3 separate regions of the Homo sapiens genome follow, and all the other regions are linked to region 1. A link is a loop called in an ENCODE intact Hi-C map of the cell type or tissue named here. Cell type or tissue: gastrocnemius medialis. All regions are shown on one strand.

Evidence for each region. A loop is a pair of places that touch in the nucleus more often than their neighbours do. Peaks named below come from ENCODE experiments on the same cell type or tissue, not always from the same donor. Only the 100,000 strongest peaks of a DNase experiment are listed, where the experiment ranks them.
Region 2: a loop joins it to region 1, with 3 times the contacts of the local background. A loop is called at or near these places in 3 of 110 quality-filtered maps.
Region 3: it touches region 1 in a loop (2.3-fold over the local background); 29 of 110 quality-filtered maps call a loop at or near these places.

Annotation. Positions count from the first base shown.
Region 1 is chr1:232,634,353-232,638,352 of GRCh38, reverse strand. No RefSeq gene overlaps it. Among named protein-coding and RNA genes, the nearest start is that of SIPA1L2, 6.2 kb to the right of the region's middle. In gastrocnemius medialis, a CTCF peak has its summit at 2,406 (motif pointing left); no DNase peak of the experiment used is centred here.
Region 2 is chr1:232,765,794-232,769,793 of GRCh38, reverse strand. No RefSeq gene overlaps it. Among named protein-coding and RNA genes, the nearest start is that of LINC01744, 25 kb to the right of the region's middle. In gastrocnemius medialis, no CTCF peak of the experiment used is centred here; DNase peaks (open chromatin) are centred at 1,913, 2,263 and 3,363; H3K27ac peaks cover 2,609 bases.
Region 3 is chr1:232,551,991-232,555,990 of GRCh38, reverse strand. All of the region lies in intron 2 of SIPA1L2 (signal induced proliferation associated 1 like 2), which reads left to right. Among named protein-coding and RNA genes, the nearest start is that of SIPA1L2, 76 kb to the left of the region's middle. RefSeq lists enhancers at 1-108, 3,798-4,000 and a silencer at 414-708. In gastrocnemius medialis, no CTCF peak of the experiment used is centred here; a DNase peak (open chromatin) is centred at 2,410.

The DNA.
Region 1 (4,000 bases):
CAATTTCATAGTAGTCAGAGTTAATTTTTGCAATGTCAACATCTGATATATAATCTATATCTATTATAGTAGAGTTCATTTTTGCAGTGTTGACATCTGATACATATCTATATCTATATCTACATCTATCTATATCTATATCGATCTATCTGCATGCTTAGGTTCCTGGGAGCTGAATATACATTCCTAGGCTGTCCATATTGGTTCATGGGTCCCAGCACAAGGATTGTAATTGTAAACATTGGAAAAGATGAGATTTGTCAGGAAACAGGTGAAGGGTAGGAGAAATCCTGAGGTGCATCAGATGTGAAGGTGGTAGGAAGAGGAGTTTCAGAGGCAGGGAGGTGTCAGAGAGGAAGGAGGGGTTCCAGGAGAAGGTAGCACAATGGGGCAAAGGAAGGTGAATGTTCCATGAAGGAGAAAGTGTTCTGCAGTGGTCAATACTGCTGAGAGTTCCATCCAGGAAACTAAGGTTGGAGGCAGTCTATGGAATGTGTAAATGTTACGAAGGTGAGGAGAACTTTGATGTTATTCAGTATGCAATGGGAAGCCCAGAAGAATTGTGAACTGGAAATCTATGTGCTTAAAGGACTGTGTGTCCGGTGGTTTAGAACAGGGGTCCCCGGCCCCGGGTCTGTGGCCTGTTAGGAACCAAGTGGCACCGCAGGAGGTGAGTGGCTGGCTGGCTTCATCTGTATTCACAGCTGCTTCCCATCACTGGCATTACTGCCAGAGCTCTGCCTCCTGTCAGATCGGTGGCAGCATCATATTCTCATAGGAGCATGAGCCTTATTGTGAACTGCGCATGGGAGGGATCTAAGCTGTGCGTTAGAAGCCAGGGGGAAGAAAACGAAGAGCTTATTTAGGAGAGTTGTCCATACTCAAGGACAAAAACACCTAAGGAGGATGGCTACGCTGGTGTGAGAGATCGTTGGAGGAAACCAGAATCGTTCTTGTTGGATCACGGAAGGCAGAGAAAGAGAAGAATCCAAGAGAAAACTCTCTTGGTCTAGTATTTAGCAGAGTGACATCTGTATCACAAATGTCATGGCTAGCAAGGGTTGCCAGCCTTCGGGAAAATTTGATAGATTTGGCTTTAGGTCATTTAGTTGTAGGCAATAGTGTCACATGCTGATGGCCTTTGTTGTTGCTGTGTTTTGTAGGTGGATGAAAATGGTGTCTGCCGAAAGCTCTTAGGATGAAAATGGTGCCTGCCACAGGCTCTTTACTTAGGATGAAAATGGTGTCTGCCACAGGCTCTTTACTTAGGATGAAAATGGTGTCTGCCACAGGCTCTATACTTAGTCATTTGTTGCATTTCTGGAAATAAGTACAATTTCATAGTAGTCAGCGTTCATTTTTGCAATGTTGACACTTAATTTTACAATTTCTGGAAACACTGGAATTAGGAGAGCTAAGGTGTTTCAGTTTCCTTTTATGGTCCTTTTCTCCTTACTCCTACAATCTTAAAATAGAGTATGAGCTTGCTCTTTCCACATCAAAGCAGTTTCAAAGATTTAATTTTCAGATTTTGTGGGTAGGATTTACCTTTCTAACCCTTGGCCACTCTTCTCATGTTTCTCTCTGATTGCCTCCTCACACTGCTCCTTTGCTCCCCTTCCTTCCCATCTCTCTCCCTCAATTGCCTTCCCACTTAGGTCTCTCCCCAGGAAATCTCAAGTGCAGCTATTTCGCAGACAACCAGATGTTAGAACGAGGAAATGTGGCCTTGCTAATCCACCTGGGACCTGGAAAGCAGAAACTACATAGTCTTGATAGAGCATTTCAAATGTATCTCTATTTCTCCCTTATAACTCTTAATTTTTTAAAAACAAAAATCTGTCCCCTTATAGGATTTAAATATCATAAGCATTTTCCTGTCAGTGTTCTGACAGTTTTTCTTTATGAGACAGCAAACACATCCTCCAAAGTATTTAATACTGGGTGTCCAGTCCCTAGTTGTTAAATGAATAAATGAATGAACGAATGATGAAGGCAGGCAGAACAGTCTATCTGCTTTTTTTTATTTTCTCCATATTGCTTTCAACTTTTTCTAGATTATTTTTTCCCAGGGGGTGTGTTTTTCCATCAGCACTGCAGAAAGACCTGGAAGTAGTCACCAGGTTCTGTGAAATGTCTTACACATTGAGGCTGCTTAGAGTTTAATTAAGAACCTAAACTGTTCTTACATAAGACTGTTAAAATTAGGAAAGGAAGTGGTTTGCCAAATTATAGGCAGCCCTAGATACATAACCAATATTAAAAAGAAATCAAATGTAAAATGTAAATCTACATACATATATGTGTATGCTGTATATGCCTTTTCTGTACTGATTTCTTTAGATTTATTACTCGGCAGAGTATGTGTGGTGCTTTTGAGCATTACTATTGATAAACGCCATCTAGTGGTGTAGAATAGCAGATGCTCTATAGGTCAATTCAACTAACATGTCATTATTATTGTTATTTCATAAAAGTAGAACCAAAAACACTCGTTAAAGGATCCTGTCTGTCCCAAGTAGAAATAAAATTTGGAAGATCAAGACATAAACTTTAAATCTGCTATGGAAGAACAGAGAAAGATCAATACAGTACTTTCTCTCAGTGCAATCCATCCACCCACTCCCTATTCATTCATCAGATATCGATCAAGACCACGTCTTTTGCCAGGTTCTGTGTGAGGTGCTGGATATAAAGTTCCAGTCTCCTCCTTGAAGGACAGCAGCAAGTGGCAAACACTGATGACCTACTGTGTCTTCAGCTGTTTTCCTTCCTCCCTCCCTCTCTTCTTCCCTCCCTCTCTCCTTCTCTCCCTCTCCTTCCCTCCTCTTCTCCTTCCTTTCCTCTCTTTTCTTTTTCCTTCCCTCCCTTCTGTCCTCCCTCCCTCCTTCCTTCCTCCCTCCTTCCTCCCTCCCTCTCTCTCTCCCCCATCTCTTCCTCCTTTCCTCCTTCTTTCTTTCTTTTCTTTCCTTCCTTTCCTTCCTTCCCCTCTCCTTCCTTCCAAGTAAGGCAAGAGGCAGAAGACACCTCTCATAGTGATAAAGTTAGTACAAGTTGTTAACCTGTGGGTCTGAGACTAGAGAAAGTGAAAGAGATAACAAGGGGTATAAAATGTAAAATAGCTACGGCCAAGAGTTTGAATCATCAGAAAAGAAATAACCCACCTGTCTTAGAAGATTCTTGGAGATACATTAGATTGGACACATTGCAGCAAAGACAAACATTGGATTTTAAATTTCTGAAACATGCGATTAAGAACACAAGAAACTTTTCGCTTCTGAAGGATATTTGTCAGTGATCCTTAATCACGCAATCCAGGATTGGCCATTCCAGATCTCCATGTCACACATCTATACAACATTAAATTCAAGTTGGCATTTTAAATGTGTTGTCTTTGCAGTAATCTGAAAATTGCTTCCTCTGTGAAACTCCCAGCTAGGTAGTATTTTATTTCCTTGAGGATCGTCTCATTATTTATCTGTAATAATCCGCATCCCCCAGAGCAGAACTGAACACAGAGTAGGCCTCCGTAGATATCCACAGAACTGAGACTTTTATATTAGATGGGTTTCTTCTAAGGCTATTATGGACAGTATAGGGTACTTAGCACATCATTTATGTTGTCCTATTGGTTTTATGTTATTCTAGTGGTTTTCATTTTAAGATAAACATGTGCTTTGTTTTTTATCATGACTGGTAGTACACTAAAGCCAGTAACCCAGCTTTCTGAGCTGCAGCTGAACCATTTCTTTTAAAATTGCAGCAGAACTTTGTATTTCTTAATTTACCTCACAAGACCATATTCAAACATGTTTCTGTTGTAAGAGGTTTCCTTTAAAAAAAAAAAAAAAAGAAAGAAAAGAAAAGTTGAAGCAGCACCCATGTGCTTGTCTGTCTGTGAGGACTTCCCTTCTAAGAGGAAAACAGAACCTGACATGGATGAAGTGCCATGTAAGTGTTTGTTACACAAGTGAATAAGCCTGTGCTTGGCCAAAGGGCA
Region 2 (4,000 bases), 130 kb before region 1:
TCTTGAGACTATTTTCATCCACTAAGAAGAGAATTGGAGTAGTATGGAATCTACTAAAAAAACTTGCTTTGTTTCTAGATATTTATTAAATGAAACATTGTAAGTATGATTTTGAAACGTCTTATGTAGCCATGTACATTGAAAAAACATCCTCTTTCTGTGGTAGGTGGTGAGATTAAAAACAAAACAAAACAAAAGAAAATATAGCAGTAAGATTCAGAAACATGGCAGGGAAACCATATGTCTCAGAATTTCCAGGCCAGTCCTATTTCCAATTACGATATTATACTGTGGTCCCCAAATTCTTATAATGTTCAAGAAATCCTAATAGCATCTAGACAGTATAATTTAGACTGCCTCTTATGTACAAAAAAAGATATACAAAATCCTTGTTCAACCTGATCTGTGTTTCAGAAAATATAAAGTATCTTAACACTATAGTGTTAAGCATCGGATAGTCTCCTAAAGGTGTTGGTCAGAAGAATTGAACCATAACCTGGATGGATCTATTTAAAGATAGATCAGATGAGAGGCAAGAGGTGACTAAAGAAATTAAAATTTAATTCTTAGCAGAAAAGTTGAAAGTCTTTGCCATACTTAATCTACAGTAGAAAATATTAAGATATGTAATAATTTCCACAAGAAATATTATTGACAATGAAACCTGTAATATATATTATTTACTTGACATTTGGTGAGAGTTGGCATACCACACCCAATAATGGATTTGTGCAAATTCATTCACATGCTCTTGAGCTGCATGCTTTGTGTGTCCAGCAGTATGTAAGTGCTCCCACAGTGAATGGAGAGAAGAGCACAAGCAAAGGCATGGAAGCTGGACACACCCTGTGCCTTCTGAGAGCCTCAAGAGTGCTGGCTGGCATTGTCAGGGCATGGCGGGGATAAGAAGCTACAGTAGGAGCTGAGGCTGGAAGGGCTGACAAAGTTCAGATCACGTAGAGACCTCTGCCCTTTGTGACCATCTGTATACCATGAGGTGGTAGCTGAGGGATAGATTCTCTGACTCTGGAACAGATATAGATGTGCTGGCTTCCAGATGCTGCTCACTTCAGCTTTACAGATATATTATATTGGTGGTGAGTCTCCCTTCACATCTAAGTGTAGAAAAGGAATTATGGAATTGACCACCACACAAAAAAATAGGCTAAGTGTTAGGAAGACATTCTTGGCTCGAGCAATAGCAAAATGCAATTTTAAATAAGTTCTTTTTTTTTTTAGAGAGAGTACAATTGTCCATCAAGCAGGAGGATGGAGAAAACAATTTTGTGGATGACTTTCTCACCCTGTGCTGTTATGCTATTTTGAAGCAGAATAATTACAACTGGGAACAAAGTTTGCTTAACAAATGGCAGTTATTGAAACATTGCCTCTTTTTCCGTGGCTTCTTTTGTTGAGAAAGTTCAGCCAGAATCAAACTCAAGAGGGAAGGATCCTGGAAGATATGTGGATCCAAGCACTGATGGAGTTGAAGAACTAATAACATATTATGGGCTTCTGCTAGACTAGAGGGTGTTTGTTTGTTTGTTTGTTTGTTTGTTTGAAACGGAGTCTCCCTCTGTCGCCCAGGCTGGAGTGCAGTGGTGCGATCTCAGCTCACTGCAACCTCCGCCTCCCGGGTTCAAGTGATTCTCCTGCCTCAGCCTCCTGAGATTACAGGGACTACTGGGATTACAGATGCCCACCACTTTGCCCGGCTAATTTTTGTATTTTCAGTAGAGATGGGGTTTAGCCATGTTGGCCCGGCTGGTCTCGAACTCCTGGCCTCAGGTGATCTGTCTGCCTGGGCCTCCCAAAGTGCTGAGATTACAGGCGTGAGCTACCACACCCAGCCTAGACTAGAGTTATTTAAGGAACAAACGCTCCTATGAACCCAGTCCAATAGGAAGATCACGTCTTATTCTGGCTGTGGGCCAACGTTGTAAATATGGTGCTAGAAATGCTTATGAGAGCACATTTCAGTCAACTCCTCATGTCTAACATAAACAACGCTTTAGGCCAAGGTCGCTAACCTTCTCAAATGGGGTATGCATTTTCCTAAAAATACAATATTCAAAGATGTAACTATCATTTGTGATTTTTTTCTTAAAACTAGCTTTTTTCTTTCAGATTTTAGAATAGCTCTCTCCAACGTCTCATTTGTCCCAAAGCCTGTTGCATAATTCTAATGACTTATGACTTTCAGAAGTCTTCCAAGACTTATGACTCAGAGGTGTGCCTGGGGTTGGTGGTGCAGAGTTCTTACTTCCTGTAGGCCGGCACCAAGTGCTCCCGGCAGATCTACCTTTACAAAGAAGCAGATGCCAAAACCTTGCCCCTCTTGCCCCTCGGGCTGTGCCTGATCACTCAGTGCCATCTGGCCACATTGCTGTGGAGGGAATGCTCTTGGTAACTGTTATTGCTGCCTGGTTATGCGTTGGCACTTTACAACAGTACAGGGAGCTGAGCAAAGCAACAAGCCGTCTCAAAAAAACTAATTTCACTAAATCTCCTTACAATACACGTATGAAAACTTTTTAGAGCTTTTTGGAAGGAAAAATAGATTCAAACTTCATTACATGTGTCAGGAAAAAGCAAAAGTGATGCCTATATTGCAGAAAATGAGCTGTGGTCACTGTTTTTTGCCATTTAGGACCTGTGTTACTGATAGAAGAAATGAAAACCCTCTGGACCCAATAAGATGTTGGGTCTTTCCTTTCTGTTCTCTTCTTGCTCCTCTGCCCAGACCCTCTGACATCTTGCCCAAGTTGACAAACACAAATAGGACTGGCCTTCCAGAACCCTCAAAATGGCCACCTCTTCCCACCTCTTCTTGAACTCTCCAAGTTACAAGTCACTGCTCCTTCTCTTGAACTCCAGGATCTCTCTGTCTGAACTTTCTATCTGACTTTAGAATTAGCATTTGTAACTCCTCTTTTAGATAATTTGCTTATTGACGCTGTGGTCTGGACTGTGTTTGATTCATTTGTACTTTCTCAGTTCCCAAGTACTCAGTGAAATACTGGTGAAACAATTTCCCAGGACTGTGACATTCTATTTGTGGGTGCCCTTTAAGTAAACTGTTGGAGAAAAGCAAAAGGAAAAATACATGATCTCACGCAAACAGGGTCCTCACCTGCCAAGAAGCTGTTTTGTGTTCTCTTGTTAGAATAATTTATCTAAGTTTAAGAGCAAGGATTTTTTTTTTTCTCTTGGGCAAAGTATGCACATGGCTGCTGCAGCAACAGCTCAAATAGACCCTGGCTTCCTGCTGAGGGCCAGAGGGGAAGACAGGGAGAGCACGTCTGGAGGAATCACCCAGCTGGGTGCCCAGACATAGCCACCTGCCTCCTGCCCCATGTCGAGGTGATGTGTCACCACACTGGAGACGGCTGATTTGGGTCACACCGCATTGCAGGCCCCAGATTGGAAACTGTAACCAGAAGAGCATGACATTTTAAAATATCAGTAGCACATCGGGTAAATGATTAAACCTCCCAAACAAGGAGTGTTTTTCTCCACGTCTACTCCAACACAGACTCATCTTCAGACCACTTCACATTAAGCAGTAAGTAGAAAAGAACTTGTCATGGGCAAGAAGACAGAATAAAACCTTACAAAGAGAAAGGGAGAGGGGGAAAACGATAATTTAAAAAGGAATTTTAAGGGGATGGCTGGAGCCGATACCCGCCCTTCCACGTTAGACACTCCTCTGACCCCATCAGTCCTCACTTCTTGTTTTCCAAAACCGTGCTTCATGAGAACAAGATTCCTTTTCCATTCATTTTTTTTTTTTTTTTTTTTTTTTTTGTAGAGATAGGATCTCGCTATATTGCCTAGGCTGGTCTCAAACTCCTGGTCTCAAGTGATCCTCCTGCCTCAGTCTCCCAAAGTACTGGGATTACAAGCGTGAGCCATTGGGCCCCGCCTAGATTAGTTTTTATTATAACGTAATTTTTGGTGTGAATTTCACCATTTCCTATGTTCAGAATGTAGTTTCCCC
Region 3 (4,000 bases), 82 kb after region 1:
TGACAGTCTTCTGGGTTAACTATGGCTTGCCGTCTCTGCAAAATGCTATTCAAGGACATTGTTGCAATGTGGAGGTTGCTAGGGAAGCAACTTTTCAGTTAATACCCTTGTGAGCTAATACCTTTGTGATGGATAGATTTTTTTCTGTAATAGAGAATTTGCAGAATAGTTTTGTTTAGAAATGTTGTATTGTGCTTTCTAGGACCTAGAATGTAGAGTTCTCTATCCCCTGCTGTTCTGTCCTTTCATCCTTTCATTTATTTAGAATTTCCAAAGACTGCATAGGCTCCGTGGATCTTTTTTGAATCTGCTGATTTTTCTGTGAAGCTGATGTCATGGTCTGGACCTTTACTCTTACATATGCTAATTATTAGATTACATTTGGCTGTTGAGGCTTCCTTAGAGGGGGCTGAAGAAAGTGGATTGTTTATCAGCTGTCTGCTTTGTCTTAGACTTGGTGATACTTCAGTGAGAGCCTATATATGGTGGAGCAACTGGAGGTTCTTCTCTCTGTTAATTAGGCATTTGGTTAGTCTGTCTTGGGGAATTCTGGTTAGAAGTACACCTTGGGGAACCTGACTCCTCACTCCAGCTGGAGGTGATAAAGATCAGGGTGGGGTTATGCTGCTCCAGGTTGGCTTTAGGGGGGCAAAGCATGGCATTGTAAATAGAATTACATTCAGACTTGGCTCCACAAATACCTGCTCTCCCACTCTGGCTTCAGATTACCGGTGGAGGTGAATTGTTGAGTCTGAAAACTTTTCTCTGTTTAATTTTGGGCATGGGAGTAGTGCAGCTGAAAGATAAATAATGTTTGGGTGGTTTCATTTGTTCGAAAGAAGAGTCACTTGTTTTCTCAGAACTGCTGAGATTAGTGATGTGATTTAGAACCTAGAAGTTTTTCACATGTTTGTATTGTAACTGATTTTAAAGTAAAAGCATCTGCCAAAATTGAATAATTAATGTCCATAAGTTTGTAAACTCAATTTCTTGTTTATTTGCTTTTATTCCATGGACAGTTATTGTAAGGAAGCAAGCTAAATACTTCACGGAGAGAAAGGGACATTTAATTTTGCTAATTACAGACACAAATGTATGATGTGCAGATTCTTTCACTTAGAAATTCATTGTTGGAAGTTATTTCCTTATTGTTATTTTGATAAAAAATAATTGTACCCCTTTTAGCCTGTTAGATAAAATTAAACCAAGAAACTCCGTGGAATGCCTGGGAACAACACCCAACTTGCCAGCACAACAGCTGCAAGGCCAGGGCACACACCAAACACGGCTGATGCAGATCCCATTTCTAGAAAGAAAACATCAGCACGTGTGTGACAGTGTCAAGATATGTGTGCATAACATAAATATTGCTCTCTAGTTAAAATAAGTCGTCGTTTCATTCTTCGTGACACCAGTGTTGTTGCAAAAGCAAACTGAAGGGAAATCTACATGGTATCCTGAGAAAGACTAAAGGGAACTATTTTTAGGGTAGCATTGTGGAAAGACTTTTCCTGTTGAAGGCTTTGGAATTTGAGAGGCTGGATAAAGTAAGTTTGTTAAAACTAGGACTTTAAATGTAAATATTTTATTTCATAATCCCTTCTTTTAGCACAGCCACTTCACCATATCCTTTCCTGTAGGAGCCCTTCTTCTTTGTATTGTGTCCTGTTATTGAAGTTTCAGACTGTCCAGCCACTGATCTGCTATGTCTCTCCTATAGATTGTTCTCCATTTGTCCTTCTCTTCTGGTTTGCTCTGATGACTGCATTTAAATAATTCTAGTGCTTGTTAACATTTATCTCTGAGAGAGACAGACAGGAGATGAAGATAGAAATTTAAAACCAAATGTATCCATTTTGATTCTTAATAGTTACTCTGGTGGAAAAAATAACTTTTTAGAGATTGAAACCAGTGTTGTGGACAGATTTGTATGTTAATCTTGCCTCCTGCAGTAGTTTATAAATGTCCTGGATGGAGTCAGGGCTCATGCCTTAGGTATTTCTCATTGCCTACCATGGGGCCTTGCTGCTTGGTAACTTCTTAATGCTTAAATGAAAGAATGAACATGGGTTATCAGAATTTTCATTGTGTTGATGGCTTTTATGTTCTTTATGAGAAAGTTTTTGTTGATCACTTACAGATGGCTCACCTCTGTAATGAATATAAATATGTGTTTGTACTCTTGGAATTTGTCTGATAATGGAGATAAATATTCACAAATTACAGAAAAGACCAATTTTTAAAATGAGTTTTATGGTAGAAGAGGATTTAGACATGTATTTTATAAGGAGAAGAAAACATTAAATGGACGCTCAGGGGTAAGAGTATAAATATAGGAGACAGTCGAGCAGCTAACTCCTCTATCTAAATCCTGTGCTGGCTCCTTGCCTCCTGGCAGCCTGGCCACTTTCCACGTGTAGCTGAGGCCAGAGACAACGTGTCACATAGTGATATGGACAAGAGACAGGAAACAGGGAAATACTGGGTAGAAGAGGGCAGTTCTCCAACAAAGGCCCCACCCCCAAGCCTGGAAATCCACGGCCCTAAGTGGGAACAGGCATTCCCGTTTTCATGCCCAAATGTTGTCTTTTGGCCCACTACGCCCCCCCGTCCTGTACCCATATAAACCCCAAACCCCAGGCTCCATGAGCAGACGGGCAGATGAACAGAAGAGAGAAGGGCAGCAGAACAGTGCAGCAGAGAAGGAGAGACGAGGAGGAGCATCTGAATATCCAGAGAAGTTCGACTAGGGACAGTTGGGGAGGAGATCAGCCACTGGATGGCCAAACTCCAGGGGAAGATGATCCTCCCACTCTACCTCCTCTCCAGCTCCTCATCCATCCTGCTGAGAGCCACCTCCACCACTCGGTAAAACCCCTGAATTCACCATCCTTCAAGTCTGTGTGTGACCTGATGCTTCCTGGACTCCAGACAAGAACCCGAGTACCAAGAGGGCACTGAGCTGGTTAACACTTAGGCCGTCTGCAGATGGCAGAGCTAAAAGCATGCCCACTGGGGCTTTGGGAGTCGCAGGCACCCACCCCTAGATGCAGCTGTGTGGCTGGAGCCCAAAAGATCTCCCCCTGGTTCCTGCACCTGCCTGTGTGCATGCTCCCCCTCCATAAGGGGTGCCACCCCCCGTTGTACATTCAGTGAAGGGGGTCAGGGAAGTCTTCTGTTTCAATTGTAGTGGCCATTTTATGGTGTTAAAATACAGGAATCTGCTTTTTTATTTCATGAATGTTATTTCTTTCTCTTATACTATATTTGCTAGATATAATCCATTCACTTAAGCATTCTTTGATTCAACAGATACTTATTGGCTGTGTGTGGTGGTTCATGCCCATAATCCCAACATTTTGGAAGGCTGAGGTGGAAGGATCACTTGAGCCCAGGAGTTCAAGACCAACCTGGGCAACAGAGCAAGACCCCAGCTCTACAAAAAATACAAAATTAACCCGATGTGATGGCATATGCCTGTAGTCCTAGCTGCTTGGGAGGCTGAGGCAGAAGGATCCCTTGAGCCTCAGCTATGATTGCACCACTGTGCTCCAGCCAACCCTTTCTCTGAAAAAGAAACAAGCAGAAAACGAATATTTACTAATTACTTAGTCTGTGTCAGGCAAGTTACCAGTTCCATAAGTCAGTGAGAGCTACCAATCTCCTGATTTCAACCTTTTACCTAAGAATTAAGAAAATTCTGTAATGCCAGGTAAAGGCAGTATATAAGCATATTGTTATCAGTATTAATAAAAGGTGATATTTAATCACCGGTTGCTCTTTGTGAGGCACTGGACACTAAATATTTGATATAAATCTAACCCTCTCTGGCTTAAAAACTTACTATTCTCAGCCGGGTGTGGTGGCTCACGCCTGTAATCCCAGCACTTTGGGAGGCCGAGGTGGGTGGATCGCCTGAGGTCAGGAATTCGAGACCAGCCTGGCCAACATGGTGAAACCCTGTCTCTACTAAAAATACAAAAATTAGCCAGGCGTGGGG